2 separate regions of the Mus musculus genome follow, and region 2 is linked to region 1. Evidence: chromatin contacts called from ENCODE Hi-C data. All regions are on one chromosome and are shown on one strand. The core of a region is the stretch at or near the end of the contact, and the rest is flanking DNA. Distances in the headings are between cores, read along the strand shown. Region 1 holds the start of Il3ra (interleukin 3 receptor, alpha chain). Region 2 holds the start of Ngly1 (N-glycanase 1).

Evidence for each region. Hi-C counts contacts between places; a loop is a spot of excess contacts on that map.
Region 2: a loop to region 1 is called in a map of T-helper 17 cell, with 6 times the contacts of the local background. The contact joins the promoter of Ngly1 here to the promoter of Il3ra in region 1. A Hi-C loop is called at or near these places in 2 of 37 maps with a recorded cell type or tissue (T-helper 17 cell and regulatory T cell).

The regions. Positions count from the first base shown.
Region 1 is chr14:14,344,572-14,352,125 of GRCm38, forward strand. It overlaps Il3ra (interleukin 3 receptor, alpha chain), which reads left to right and starts at 1,924. Exons shown (of 12, transcript NM_008369.1): 1 at 1,924-1,941; 2 at 2,439-2,617; 3 at 3,343-3,497; 4 at 4,250-4,373; 5 at 4,672-4,801; 6 at 5,464-5,696; 7 at 6,117-6,235; 8 at 6,367-6,396; 9 at 6,479-6,593; 10 at 7,346-7,448. The coding sequence starts at 2,560.
Region 2 is chr14:16,243,676-16,250,773 of GRCm38, forward strand. Ngly1 (N-glycanase 1) reads left to right here and starts at 5,639. Exons shown (of 12, transcript NM_021504.3): 1 at 5,639-5,822. The coding sequence starts at 5,692. It also overlaps a transcript of Oxsm not described here.

The DNA of each region.
Region 1 (7,554 bases), core at 674-3,173:
GATCCAACTCACGATCTTCTGGGCTCCTCCAAGGGCTTAGGTCACTTCTTCAGCCTTGCCCTTCTAGGCTCCAGCCGCCTGTACTCCACTGCTGCTGGTCTTGGTGGTCATCTCATGGTCCTAGAATCTCCAAAACACTGCATGATCTCTTCAGTCCTGGGGCGTCTTTTGCAACTGAGGCTGCACCTCACCAATGGCCTTCCATGGCCTCTCATGGTGCCAAGGCTCAGCTGCTTTGCGTGACCACTTCATTCCTTCAAAACCAGTACCACCTGAGTGACTCTTACACATTACTAAGTCCAGGTTCAGCACGAGGTACAACCTTGGCTATTTCTGGAACACAACCTCTGTGCTTTCAGAAAACACTTCCCAGAAGATGTCACCTCAACGATGCTGGTCTCTTCTTAATCACTGCTAATTTCTTAGCTCCAGCTAACCAGCATCAATAGTCCCAGTAATGCAAAATTTTTGCTTTAGTAGTTCTGGTATCTTGTTAATCACAGCTGATTCTTCAGCCGCAGCTAACCAGAACCACAGAATCTTCATAATGGTCCTGAAAAGAGTAACAATGGTCCTGAAAAGAGTCTTTAACTTTCCCTCTGAAATTTCACAAGCCAGGCCTCCATCGTCTGCACTGTTCTCATCATTATCTAACATCCCACAGAGCTGTTAACACGGAATGCATCTTCTGGCCTGAAGCTCCAAAGTCTGTCCTGGTCCTCCCACACAACCAGGCTGTCACAGGCATAGTCGTCCCCACAGGGCCAGGCTGTCATGGGGATGAAGACCCCACTGTGCTGGTACCCGTCTGTCTTAGCGTCTGTCTTACCTGCTGAGCCACCGACCGTTCGTCCATCCAGCCTCTCCCTCTCCCCCTCCCCCCAACCCCACCCCACCCCACCCCACCTCACTCCACCCCAGGTTCATTTTTAAGGCAGAGCTGTGAGGATCAGCAAAGGGCTACTTTCAGCGGACGCACGCGTCGTCCTGCAGGGGGCACCAACCCCGGGACTCGGATCAGGAAAGGTCACGTGACGCGGTGGCCAGGATGGCGGCAACAGCAGCTTCACTGCAGCACAGGACAAATTCTGCGCCTCTGCCCCGCCCCCTGCGTCTCCGCTGCGCGCGCGCCCCCGCATTAACAAAAACGGAAACGGAAATAAGGCGGCCTGTGAGGCATCCCCGGCCTATCCTGACCCTGCGGTCACTATGGAGGGGGCGGTGTGCAAAGCTCTGTGCGCGTGGGCCGGGTGGGGCGGCCTCCTAAGCACAGCTGTGACGTCCGCTGTGAGCTCTGCTCTCACAGAGTGTGTGGGGGGGGGGGGGGATGAAGACAGGGCAGGGTCCGCTCACAAGTTAAGTTCCGTGGGTCTCAATGGGATGCCTTCAGGCATGAGGCAGAGCTGAGGCAGGAGGATGGCAGGTAGTGAACAACCGCTACAAAGCAGGGGTATGATGGCAGCTGTCAGTGACTGCGGGTGTGAGTGAGGCAGGGGGATTCCCGTGAGTAACGAAAGAGCTGAGGCAGGGGGATGACTGCGAGTACAGTTGCAACGGATGACAGGAGAGCGACTTCCTGTCTGCGGCAGGACGTCACGCCCGCTCGCCCGTGACTGACGGGAACGACTTCCAGTTTCATTTTTTTTTTTTAATAAACGAACGCGATGACGCGGCCGGCGTGGCCGTGGCCGCCCATCACCCGCAATCGCGGTCATCCTCCCGCCTCAGCTCCGTCCATCCCTCCCGCGTGACTCCCGAGGCCCCGCCCCGCCCCCACTATCTCAGGAAGTTGCTCAATCTCGGGACCATGGGCGCGGTCGGGGCGGGGCGGGGCCTCTGGGGTCACGGGCAGGGTCGCAGTCCTCTGCCCTGTAAGCAGTTCCGACCCCCAGACCCCCGAGGACAGGAACGGACGCCGCCAGCGCCGTGGGCGCCACTCAGGTCCGGTCCGCGGGGTGGGCGGGGGTGGGCGGGGTCAGGGGGCGGGGCCTCGGCGGTCATCCCCCTGCCTCCGTCCTTCCTTCTGCTCACTGCCATCATTCCTGGCCTCAGATCCTCACTCACAGGCATTCCCCAGCCGTCGCTCCCTCCCTCTCTGCTTTTCTGTGTCCATCGTGATTATCCCCCTGCCTCAGAAACTAACTCGTGGTCATCCCCCTGCCTCACACTGTTTACTCGCGGGCGTCTCCCTGACTCCGTCCCTCCTTCCGCTCACTTGCCAGCATCCTCCAGCCTCCGTTTCTGCTTCCGGTCACCGCTGCCATCCCTCTGCCTTGTCATCTGCACTGATGGACATGCTCCTGCCTCATGCTGTTCACTCCTGGGCATACCCATACCCCTGCCTCGCGATGTGACACTGGGGACAGTGAAGCTGAGGCAGGGGGATAACCGCGAGTGAGCAGCTGAGGCAGGGGAATGACCGCAATGGACCATGACAGGAACCAGAAGCATCGTGAAGGGGTCGGGATCAGGAGGTGGAGTCCGCTTGCGCCCCGGCCCCGCCCCTCACGCCCCGGCCCCGCCCCCAGGCCTCCGAGGCTCCAGCCCCGCCCTCCTATCATGGCCGCCAACCTGTGGCTCATCCTGGGGCTCCTGGCATCCCACTCTTCAGATCTGGGTAGGTGTCTTCATGGGGCAGGGCCTATGCTCGGGCCACGCCCCCCACTTCCTGTCGGTCGGGGCCCCACCCCCGGGTGTCTCACAAGACTCAGGCCCAGCCCCCTGGCGAAGGATGGTGTCACCTGTCAGTCACCCAATGCCCCATCCACCCGGTTCCTGTCCTGTTCTGTGACTTCATCCAGGTGTCAATCAGAGCTCTGGTCCCACCCCTTTGCTTCCTCTCCCAAACCTTACTTCCTGTCACGAAGGATGATGTCATTCTCACCCCCAGATGTCAATCAAAACCCAAATCCCGCCCCCTAAGCTCTTCCCTTCTTGTTGGCCTGTCCCAGCTCCGGGTGTCAATCTCAGCTCAAGCCCTGCCCACTAACTTCCTGTCATGGCGAATGAAGTCATCTCTGCACCCCCCCTTGTCAATCAAGGCTCAGGCCACGCCCACTGATGGTGGATGCCATCATCATCCTGGTCGAAGACATCACTAAGAGAGGCCCCGCCCCATCGCTTTCTGTCATAGGGGACCAATGATGTCACCTAGGGACATGTCACTTGCCTCTCATGTCATCTGGGTGTCAATCAAAGCCTAAGTCCCGCCCACTTCCTTTCTTTTCCACCCCCTCACTTCCTGTCACGGAGAATGGTGTCAATCAAAGCCCAGGCACCTCCCACAACTGTGGATGATGTCACCTGTCACTCAAGCCCCACCCCACCTCCCCTTGACAACAGCTGCGGTCCGTGAGGCTCCACCCACTGCTGTGACCACGCCCATCCAGAACCTGCATATCGACCCCGCCCACTACACACTGAGCTGGGACCCCGCCCCCGGCGCTGACATCACGACAGGGGCTTTTTGCAGGAAGGGCAGGGACATCTTTGTCTGGGTGAGGGGCAAGCCCTGGTTGGTGGGCGGAGTTGGCTGTCAGTCATCCAGGGTGTGGGGCTTGGGTGGGTAGGGATCTCCACACTGTCCGTCATCCTGGCCATGCCCACTTTCTGCTGTGAGTCACTCTAGGCCCCACCCACCAGTCACTTCCTGCCACGCCCACCAGCATTCCATGCCTTGCCATGCCCACTTCCAGTCTTATTCCTGCCCCCAGCACAAACTTCTCACCATGCCAATCATTCCAGACTCCGCCCCTACCACCCATCCGGCCCTGCCCTCTGCTTCCTCTTCTGCCTGTCAGTCACTTCAGGCTCTGCCCAGTCACTTCTTGTGCAAATTTATGCAGAGATGAGCAGGGGGAGAAAACCTATGATGTCATCTGGGTGTATGCAAATTTGGTCCAGCAGAGCTGAGACTTCAGGACCCACCCACCCCAGGTGGAGTTAGGCAAATTTATGAAGGCTAGAACATGATGTCATCTGGGTTTATGCAAATAAACTCAGATGGAACCATGATGTTATGCAAATCCATGCAGATTTATGCAAAGCCCATGATCAGGGCCTGTGGATATTTATTCAAATGAAATTCAAATTTATGCAAGTTCATACAAATTAATGCAAATTAGTGCTGGCCCTACCACTCACCCCAAGTATGGGTGACCCCTGCTGACGCCGACATGCAGGTTGACCCCAGGTGACCCCGCCCCTCACACTGACCCTGCCCTGCCCCCTGACCTCTGTGACCCCGCAGGCTGACCCCGGGCTTGCCCGCTGCTCATTCCAGTCGCTCTCCCTCTGCCATGTGACCAACTTCACCGTCTTCCTGGGGAAGGACAGGGCTGTGGCAGGATCCATCCAGTTCCCCCCAGATGATGGTGGGTGAGGCCCCGCCTCCGTGACCCCCACGTGACCCATGACACCTGGGTTGGCCCCCCCAAGAACCAACTGTGACCCCTAACCCTAGCTGTGACCCTATGATGCCAGGTGTGACCTCTGATCCCATGTGTGACCAGGGGTCCTACCCTGGCCCCAGCCCATGACCCTTGACCCCAGGGTGCGACCCCTGCTCCCAAATCTTACACCTGACCCCAACATGGGACCCCAACCCCGTGTGTGACCCCTGACCCTGTCCCCTCCATCATGACCGCAGTGACCCCATCCCAACCCCCACAGATGGCGACCACGAGGCCGCAGCCCAGGACCTGCGCTGCTGGGTGCATGAGGGGCAGCTGAGCTGCCAATGGGAGCGGGGTCCGAAAGCAACGGGTGACGTGCACTACCGGATGTTCTGGCGTGATGTGCGGTGGGTGTTAGGGGTCACGGGGGTCAAGGGTGGGGTCGGGAGGTCACTTCTTGTCCTCACTTCCTGTTCTGTGAGGCCTCTGACGTCACTTCCTGTTCTCACTTCCCAGGTGGTGCAGGGTTGGGGAGGTGTTCTGGCCACATCTTGGGTGGGCGGGGCCATGGCTTAAAAGGGCAGGGTCGTGAGGTCACCTTTGATGATGTCACTTCCTGTGTTCATTTCCAGGTGGGCAGGGCCTCTTGTGTCACTTCCTGTCCTTATTTTTCGGGAGGCGGAGCCTATGACATCACTTCCTGTGCTCTAGTCTTTTTGGTTGGAGCCTCAGATCATTTCTGAATGAGCATGGTCTATGACATCACTTTCTTACTGACTTCATGTTCTCCATGGCCTCTGAGGTCACTTCCTGTCCTTACTTCCTGTTGGGGGTCTTTATGGAGCTGTGACATCATTTCCTGTACTTTTTTTCCCCTGGTAGGTGGAGCCTCTCCAAGAACTGATGACATCACTTCCTGTGCTTGCTTCCTCTTTGGGGCTTAATGTCACTTCCTGTCATCATATTTCGGTGGGCGTGGCCTCTGGGTGTGACTTCACTTCCTGTGTCACTTCCTGTGCCCGCCTCTGGGCCTCTGACTTCTCTTCCCGACCCCTGTCCCTGCCACCAGGCTCGGTCCTGCCCACAACCGCGAGTGTCCACACTACCACAGCCTTGATGTCAACACCGCTGGCCCCGCCCCTCATGGTGGCCATGAAGGCTGCACCCTTGACCTCGACACTGTCCTTGGCTCCACCCCCAACAGCCCTGACCTTGTCCCCCAGGTCACCATCACCGTCAACGGCAGTGGCCGCGCTGGCCCCGTGCCCTGCATGGACAACACTGTGGACCTGCAGCGCGCAGGTGAGGGCCTACTGTACATGTGCTGGGGGGACCTGGAACGGGTGGGCCCACTGAGTGCCCGGGGCTCAGTCAGGCCTACTATGCACCCATTGAACCCGCTGTGCACCTGGCCCAGCCTCCTGCATGGGGTTGTGGGTAAACTCAGTGTGCACGCAGACAACATGCTTGCAGGGAGCATGGTTGGACCCACTGTGTGCAGCGCAGCGCCCCATACAAGCCTTGGTAACAACTGGATCTACGCTGTCTGTGGGTTGTGTTCAGGGCACAGGTAGACTTACTGTGCACAACAGTGGATCTAGTGTGTGCACCCAGCATCCCTTCATGCTTGGGGTGGCAGGCAGATGCACTATGCACTAACATGCGTCGCCCTACTGTGTGCACACCCTGCCCTGACTGCCCAACCCTGGTCCCCGCCCCCAGAGGTCCTGGCCCCGCCCACGTTGACAGTGGAGTGCAACGGCTCTGAGGCCCATGCCCGATGGGTCGCGCGGAACAGATTCCACCATGGCCTCCTTGGGTACACCCTGCAGGTCAACCAGGTGCGGGGTGAAGCAGAGGGGATGACCGCGGGAGTGAGGCAGGGGAATGACCACAAGTGAGTGTGAGTGTGAGTCAGGGGGATGACCGCAAGTGTTCGATGCTAAGCCCTGCCCTCTTCCCCTGCCCCCAGAGCTCCCGCTCAGAGCCACAGGAATACAATGTGAGTTGGGGTCTGTGGTGGGCGGGGCTTGTGGTATGGGTGTGGCAGTGGCAATGACATCACAGAGGCCCTGCCCACCCAGGTCTCCATCCCCCACTTCTGGGTCCCCAACGCTGGTGCCATCTCCTTCCGGGTCAAGTCGAGGTCAGAGGTTTACCCTCGGAAGCTCAGCAGCTGGAGCGAAGCCTGGGGCCTCGGTGAGTGGGTAGGGCGGGGCCTGGCTGTCAGTCATTTCTGGCCCTGCCCACCTGAGCTAAGCCCTGCCCACTCAAGCTAAGCCCCGCCAATCCTGAGCTAAGCCTTGCCCAACATTGATGTCACACTAAAGCCCCACCCACAGTGAGGCTGAGCCACTCCCCCACAGGAAGTCCTAACCCAACCCGGGGGTCACATGTGCAGGGGGCCTGGGCGCCCAATTTCCCTACGCCATGTCCAGCATTGACCAAAGCCCCACCCAAGGTGACCTAAGCCACACCCACTGGTGATGCAATGCAAAAGCCCCACCCATAGGAAATCTAACCTGGTCCCTCCCACTTGAGCTCAGCCCACCCACCTGTTACTTGGTCCCGCCTTCTTGAAACTGGCCACACCCATCCTCAGGTTCAGCTCTACCTTTGGGTCAGGCCATGCCCACCACTTCCTGTCCTGCCAGTCACTTCCAGTTCTCCCTGTTATCCCACTTCCTGTCCCCACTTCCAGTCCTGCCCATCACTTTCTGTTTCCCCGATGACATCACTTTCCTTTCCACTGACCATGCCTGCCACTTCCTGTCCCGTCCATCACTTTCTGCTTCCACTGATGACATCACTTACTTCCTTTTCTGACCACACCCATCACTTCCCATTTCCACTTTCTGCCCCGCCCATCACTTTTTGTTTCCTGAGTGACATTATTTCCTGCTTCCCCTGTGATGTCACTTCCTATCCACTGACCCTGCCCCTTCCCGCAGTCTGCCCCCCAGAGGTGATGCCTGTGAAGACAGCCTTGGTGACTTCAGTGGCTACGGTGCTGGGGGCAGGGCTCGTGGCAGCTGGGCTCCTGCTGTGGTGGAGGTAATGTTAATGATGTCATCGTGGAGGCGGAGCCTGCACTGTGCATGGCCATGCCCTTCTGCTTCCTGTTAACCCAGGGTCTGACTGATTTGCAAAATTATGCAAA
Region 2 (7,098 bases), core at 4,389-6,888, 1.9 Mb after region 1:
CTATGGCTGAATACTTAGAAATGTGCAAAGACGTTGAGAATTTGTTAGGAGACGTTAGTTACAAAACTTTTAAAGGTTTGCAAAGAGATCAGATAATGGTACCGCTCAATTTCAGCACCTGGGCGGCAGAGGATCAGGAGCTCTGTCCTCAGCTGTGGAGAGAGTGCAAAGGGAGCCTGGGCTACCAACCTGAAGACTTTGTCTTTAAAATATAACAAAACCTAACGTCTGTAGTGATCTGCAGTGCTTATGGTGTCCCCTCTACCTCCATTTTTCCTTACCTTTATTTACTTTAGCAAATGATGTAAACAGCTACTTCTGTAACAATAAAAAGGGCTGACTCATGACAGGAAGTGACCAGAAGATTGCCCAATATCTGAAGTGGAAATTCCTGAGCTTACGAAAGTTTTACTTGCTCAGAGATAAATCTGTAATGGATAAGTAGGATAAGTAGCAACACAGCCAGGGGATGTCTATTAACTGTTCAAGTCTGTCCCACGTGTGAGCTTTGCTTTTTCTTCAGATAAAGGATAGACTATGCTATCTTGTAGTCATGATTATATATTTTCTTGTGGGCAATAACCTCTTCAGGCCATCGTTGCCACGTATGCTTGCTTTCCAAATGTAGAAAAGAATCTGAGGTAAGTTTAGCTATTTCCTCATTACTCCTGGATATGATTTATTGTCTACTCTGTCTAAAATGTTTAAGAAAATTCAACTTGTTCCTGATCCAGTAGCTCACCATTTGCTTAGTATGATCTCCCTGCAGTGAAAATTGTGCTGTTTCCTCCAGTACCTTTTGGCAATTTGTTTTACATACAAATTTCTGATCTCAAAAGGCATTGGGGTATGTGGACTGTGGAAGGTTAGCTGAAAGGGGAACTCTGTCTATGCAGCCATGGAGAAGTCATGTCATCATCCATGCTGCAGTGAAACTTTCTGGCCGTGCAGATGCCCTAGGCACTTACTCCTGTAAGGAACCCTTCACCCATGCTCTGAAGTAAGCTGAATAAACTTAGAGTGCCCTAAGTCGGACCTGGGGATTTTGCTTTGATTTATTGTTGTTGCTTTATAAAGAGGCTGGGTATTTGTTTACATCTTCCCAGGGAAAGAATTGTTCTCAAAACAATGCACCCACATAAAACGTGATATAACAAGACCATAATGTATATTTATATTTCTCTCTGTGATCATTTTACTTCCATCTGGAAAGGGTTAAGAAGTTTTTAAAATCATAATAACAGCTATATGTGAATTATTACCGTATTGTTTGCTAAAATATCATGGTGTATTCATGAATACAAATCTTCAACTTGGTTTTGCTTATCATTGCCTCCTCTTATTATTTCTCTGGTTCAAAGCTTTATTTCCAAATACAGTTCTCAATTAAATAAACTTTCTATCCAAACAATTAAACTTCTGTTTGTAATATTATTTTAGCACAAAGGAGACCAAGGTCAGTGCTATCTCATTAAGTCATGAAATGCTTCAAAGAAGTGGACCTAGACTTCAATCTGTAAACTGGGTGAATACATGTGTAGTAACTGAGGGGAAGGCAAGCATTTCAACAGACAGTAGTACAATACGGACAAAACACCAGGACTTTGGGGCCAGTGCCAAATTTGAGAAGCTGGACTTAGTAGATAAAGTTATCTTCCACTAAGCTTTATAGCTTGATAACCTGAATTCCATCTCTCTCTCTCTCTCTCTCTCTCTCTCTCTCTCTCTTTCTCTCTCTCTCTCTCTGTGTGTGTGTGTGTGTGTGTGTGTGTGTGTGTGTGTATTTTGGTTTGGGTTTTTTTTTTTTGTCATTGTTGTTATTGTTGTTGTTCTTTGCTCTGGTTTTTTCTTTTTCCAAGACAGGTTTTACTGTGTAGCCCTGGCTGTCCTGGAACTCACTCTGTAGACCAGGCTGGCCTCAGTGTCACAGAGATCCATCTGCCCCTGCCTCCAAGGGTCGGGATTAAAGGTGTGCATCATCACGGCTCAGCCATTGAGGCTTGCAACCATTTCCAGAACTCTTAACAGTGGAAGGAAAAAAACCAACTCCCAGAAATTGTCCTTTGATCTCCAAATGCCATGGCAAGGGCATGTGTATGCACTTGCTACACACACACACACACACACACACACACACACAAATAAAAATGAGGTGTGGGAGAAATGGCTCAGAGGCAAAGGGATATTTCCAGAAGGTTATGGCGACAGCATATCAGCAGACAGCAAGCATGGTGGCTATAGGAAGAAATGGAAAGTTCACATCCTTTACCACAAGCATGAAGCCAAGAGAGCAAACAAAGGTGTTTTCTCTACTACTTTCAGTGACATACTTCTTCCAGCAAGATGTGCCACCTAACTATTCCCAAACTGAACTACTGACTGGAAACCATGAGTTCAAATACTAGAGCCTGTAGGAAATATTTCCATTCAAACCACCACACTCTACTCCCCGGTCTTCATAGATGCCCTGGAGTCTTTCACAGTCTTAATACTGTTTAAAAGCCCAAAGTCTCTTCTAAGATGCAAAGCATCACAGAATTCAACCTTCAGTAAAATAAAAAGGCAAATCACATATTTCCAATATATGGCACAGATTGCCATCCCAAAAGGTCCAAGTGGGGAATAAGAACATAATGGACCAAACTATGACTAGAATCCAGCAGGACAAAACACCAAATCCTGTAGCTTCGTGTCTTCTGTTAAGGGCTCCACACCTCCAGCTTTCCTGCCAGTAGCCTGCATCTCTCTCTTAGGCTGGTCCTTCTCTATTGACCTCCTTGGCAGCTTTCTCATAGCGTTGATATCTCCAACATCTTGTGGTCTCCACTGGAACCCAAGCTTCCCTTTCACAGCTCTACAAAATGGCCTATCATGACTCTTATTCTCTCAGTATCTTCATGCAGAGAATTCCATACCACATGTTGCCTGGCCTCAGAGGCTCTCAGAAGCCACAGAGGTAGGATCTGTGACACTTCATTCTTGTATCCTTCAAGTCTAAACCTGGCACTGTGGCTGCCAGCCAGGGATGGGGTCACTTGAATCACATTAGCAGCAATACTTTTTCATTCAGTAACTTTCTGGGATCAGAAAAGACTTTAGGCTATTGTACAAGCTGGAAGTTTTGCTGAGTGAGGTCTTGGCTAGAGAGTACCCTTTACCTTTGTTCCAGTACAAGGCAAACTTCTCAACTATGTGAAACATCTTCTCTCTAGCACATGCCTTGGCTGTAGTGTTAAGCTCCCTAGATCTCCTTTTCTCTACAAACAGTACAATTTATCTTGTTTTCTAGCCCAAGTCTTCCCAAAGCCTTCTATAAATATTCCCCTAGCCCCACAAAATAAAACCACATGGTCAAGTTCATCCCAGCAATATCCCACTCTCTTAGTACTCGTTTCTGTCAGTCAGGAGTTTGCATGTTGGTACTCCTTTTCCCTGAACTGGGAGTAATCCAGGGAAATGAGCCCCTACCAATCCCAGTTGTAGATATGATAGCTGCCCAACATAAGAGGGCAGTTCAGGTCATGCCACTCTTGGTCGCTTTAGAAATAGCAGCTGGTACTAGAATTGCAGGAATAACGACTTCCATAACACAATATGATAAATTTACTTCCAAGCTCAGCACAAGTTTTCAAAAAATATCTGAAACCATGCTTACCCTAGTTTTCTATTGCTGTGATAAAACACCACAACCAAGGCAACTTATAAAACCATTTACTTTGGCTTATGGGTACAAAGGTTAGAGTGCGTGATGGCAGAACTGCATGGCAGCAGGCATGGCAGCCAGAGAAGGAAATTGAATACTCACATCCTTTACCACAAGCACAAGCAGAGGGAGTAACCTGGACATAGGGCAGGAGCATGTACTCTCAAAACCTAACTGCCTCCCATAATGCACTTTTCCTAACAAGGCTGCAGCAGCTGGCCTGCCTGTATCCTTTATATACTGGGATTACAAGGATCAGTCAACACTCACAGCAAATAGCTGGGAATACAGCATTTGAAGTTGGGCCACAAACATAATTATTACTTTGTTATGGACCAGAAAAAAAAATGCTAGTAGTTAGCCACTGAAAAATTTAAACAACAGCTAATAACATACTTTGTTGAACATAATATTCTCTTTCTAAGACTTATTCTTTCAAAGTCTCATAGATATACAATGTTCTTTGGCCACAGTCCATCCATTATCTCTCTTCCATCACCTTTGCCCTCCCCTTTAACCCCCCTTTCCCTCATCTGCCTCCTTCTTTCATGTCTTTGGTGGTGGTGGTAGTAGTGATATATGTATGTATGTATGTATGTATGTATGTATGTATGTATGTATGTATGTATATTTGATTCTCCTGCCTCTACCTTCCAAGTTTTGGGATTTGCCAACATGCCTAGCTGAAAACAATATTCTTGAAGTTGGTCTACAAACCTAAGTGCTAAAAATGTAGGTATATTTTACAGATGAATATTCAGAAGTTCTTGAAAATTCTCCGAAGAAATTGCCCAGAAACATTAAAAAACAACAGATAATAAAGTGTCAAACGAGGTCACATAAGTAAATATCTTTAAAACACAAAGCCAACAAGTACCTGCTACGTGCTAGTGATTCATATATGTAATTCCAGCTATTCAAGGTGAGTGGAGCATGGAAAACTCCTGACTACAAATCAAGGTCAAGTGCACTCTTAGTGGCATTTCAACATTAAAAAGTAATAAAAAAAAGCCAGGTAGTGGTAGACAAGCCTTTAATTCCAGTACTCAGGAGGCAGTGATCAGGTGGATCTGAGTTCAAGCTGATCTATAGCTGGAGTTCCACTTTACCCAGAACTATGCAGAGAAACCCTCTTCTGAAGAAGAAAAAGAAGTAATGAGGACTGAGTATGAAGCTCAGTGCTGGAGCCAATTTCCAGGGTTGATGTCAGTGACAAGGGCATCAGCTAAGGAGGTTAGTGATTCCCTTTCTAAGATAAATTAAGGATACTGGTAAGGGATATGCCAGTATGAGTCAAAGGATACAATGTGTATATAAACTTTATTTACTTGTTTGTTCCTCATTTTATTCTATTATTGTATATGGGTTTTATGCGAGTATCCATAGGACACTCCCAAAATGCTCCTTGCATCAGAATCATACCTTGTGAGCAACAACTGAGTTTTCATCAACAGAATTCGGAAAATACACAAATCAGAAACCCAGAAGAGTTCTGAGCTATGCTCTGTTTTTGAAGCCGGACACTAGTAACCAAAGGGCAAGACTGCAGTAAATTCCCGTGTGAGCCCAGCCTAGGCCACAGACCATGATCACTTTCCCTTCCCCATAACCGCCCCCACCCCACCCCACCCCCCAAAAAAAAGACATAACAAAAACTTGCTCGGTCTTCTGGAGTCTTTTCTTCCACAAAAGACTTTTATCTACCGTAAAAAGAAGGCTGTGCAATTATCTCTGGGACCCTACCCGACACAAGCAGCCACCACAGCTCGAGATCTACTCCACTGGCTCGGCCCCTTGTACCCCGTACCCCAACGTTCGCAACCGGCCTCTCCGCGGCTCGCCCCGCCCCTAGCCCCTCCCGGAACGCCCCGCCCCTCGGCTCCTCGCCCCGCCCTCTGGCCGCAGGCCTCTGCGGCGGCCTAGGCGCTCCTCAGCGCCTGCTCAGTGCGGGCCGCGGTGCGCGAGGTGGCGAAGGCCGCGGCGCAGCCATGGCGTCGGCCACACTGGGCAGCTCGTCGAGCTCTGCGTCCCCGGCCGTGGCCGAGCTATGCCAGAACACCCCGGAGACCTTTCTGGAGGCCTCCAAGCTGCTGCTCACCTACGCCGACAACATCCTGAGGTGCAGCCGGGGCCCTCGAGCCTGAGGGCCGCAGGCGGGCGGGGCCGCGGACACTCGGGCCTGAGGCGGGGCGGGCTGGGCGACGAGGGCCCGCCGAGGCTGTCACTGAGTTTGACAGCTGTGCTGTCCCATCTCGCTGCAGGATCCCGGCGCTGTGGCTCAGCCCGAGTGCCAGTTAAACGTTCACGCCGAGTTTGGCGGTTGACACATTTATAGTTTAAGTTACGAACTTTGTGTCAAGTCACCTTTGTACTGAGTGCAGCACTTTCCACAACTGGCTGGGAGTTTGAGTCAGCACCTCCCATGGCCGCTCCGGTCAAAGAGTGTGGGGAAGGGATGCGGAGGGGCAGACAGTGGAGGTCACTTCAGTTGAGCCCCTGGGCGCTGGCTCTTACAAACACACCGACCCGAAGTCTGTAGGAATTCTTAGTTTAAAGGCTGTACAGTTCATGCGGACCAGCTTTAGAGAGTTAGTTGTTAGAGACATTGAGGTGTTGTCCTGTACCCCAAACTGGCATGGAACTTGATCTGTACCCCAGAACTCATGCCAGTCACGACCTACCAAAAGCTGAGATTACAGGTGTGTGCCACCACAACCATAATTCTTCATTTAGGTGACATTAGTGATATTTAAAATATATTTGAAAAGGGAATATAATGTGATTCTATGCCAGATGTTATGCAGCATTTGGGCTTGCACATAATTGTGACTTGTGTGAAGATGGCCTTCCTCCTTTATGACACCTCAGCTTAACCCTGAGATCTCACAGCACCTCAGAGTACAAGGTGTCTGAAAGAACTCATAAGCTTGATTCTCCAGAGCCCACAGCTGGCGTTTCATACTGAATTGTTTAAGTCTTCAACCTCCCACCCCCATACATAAGAGAAGGATGGATTTGTAAAGACATTTCGATTCTGTTAGTACAATGAAACCAAAGATGCTAAGATCAGAGTACTTTGAAAGATAGCTTTGCATGCAGACAGTTATTTCGGATCATGACCATCATTATGAATATTTACTAAATTTCTTAAAGAAACTGGTTCATTTTACAGCCTTTACTGTGGCTTACATTTCTGATCTTGGAGTTTTTGTTTTATAAAGGAAATTAGAGCAGTTTGTAAGAGAAATGATTCAGGTTGATGTGAGAAAATGCTCCTTTAGTTTGTTTTCAACAAGTGTCCTTGTGTTCTTAGAATTCAAGGTCTGGCTTGGTTGGGAGATGATATCCTGCTTCTTCATGTCCAAATCCAGTGACTTCTTAACTCTTAAGGAAAA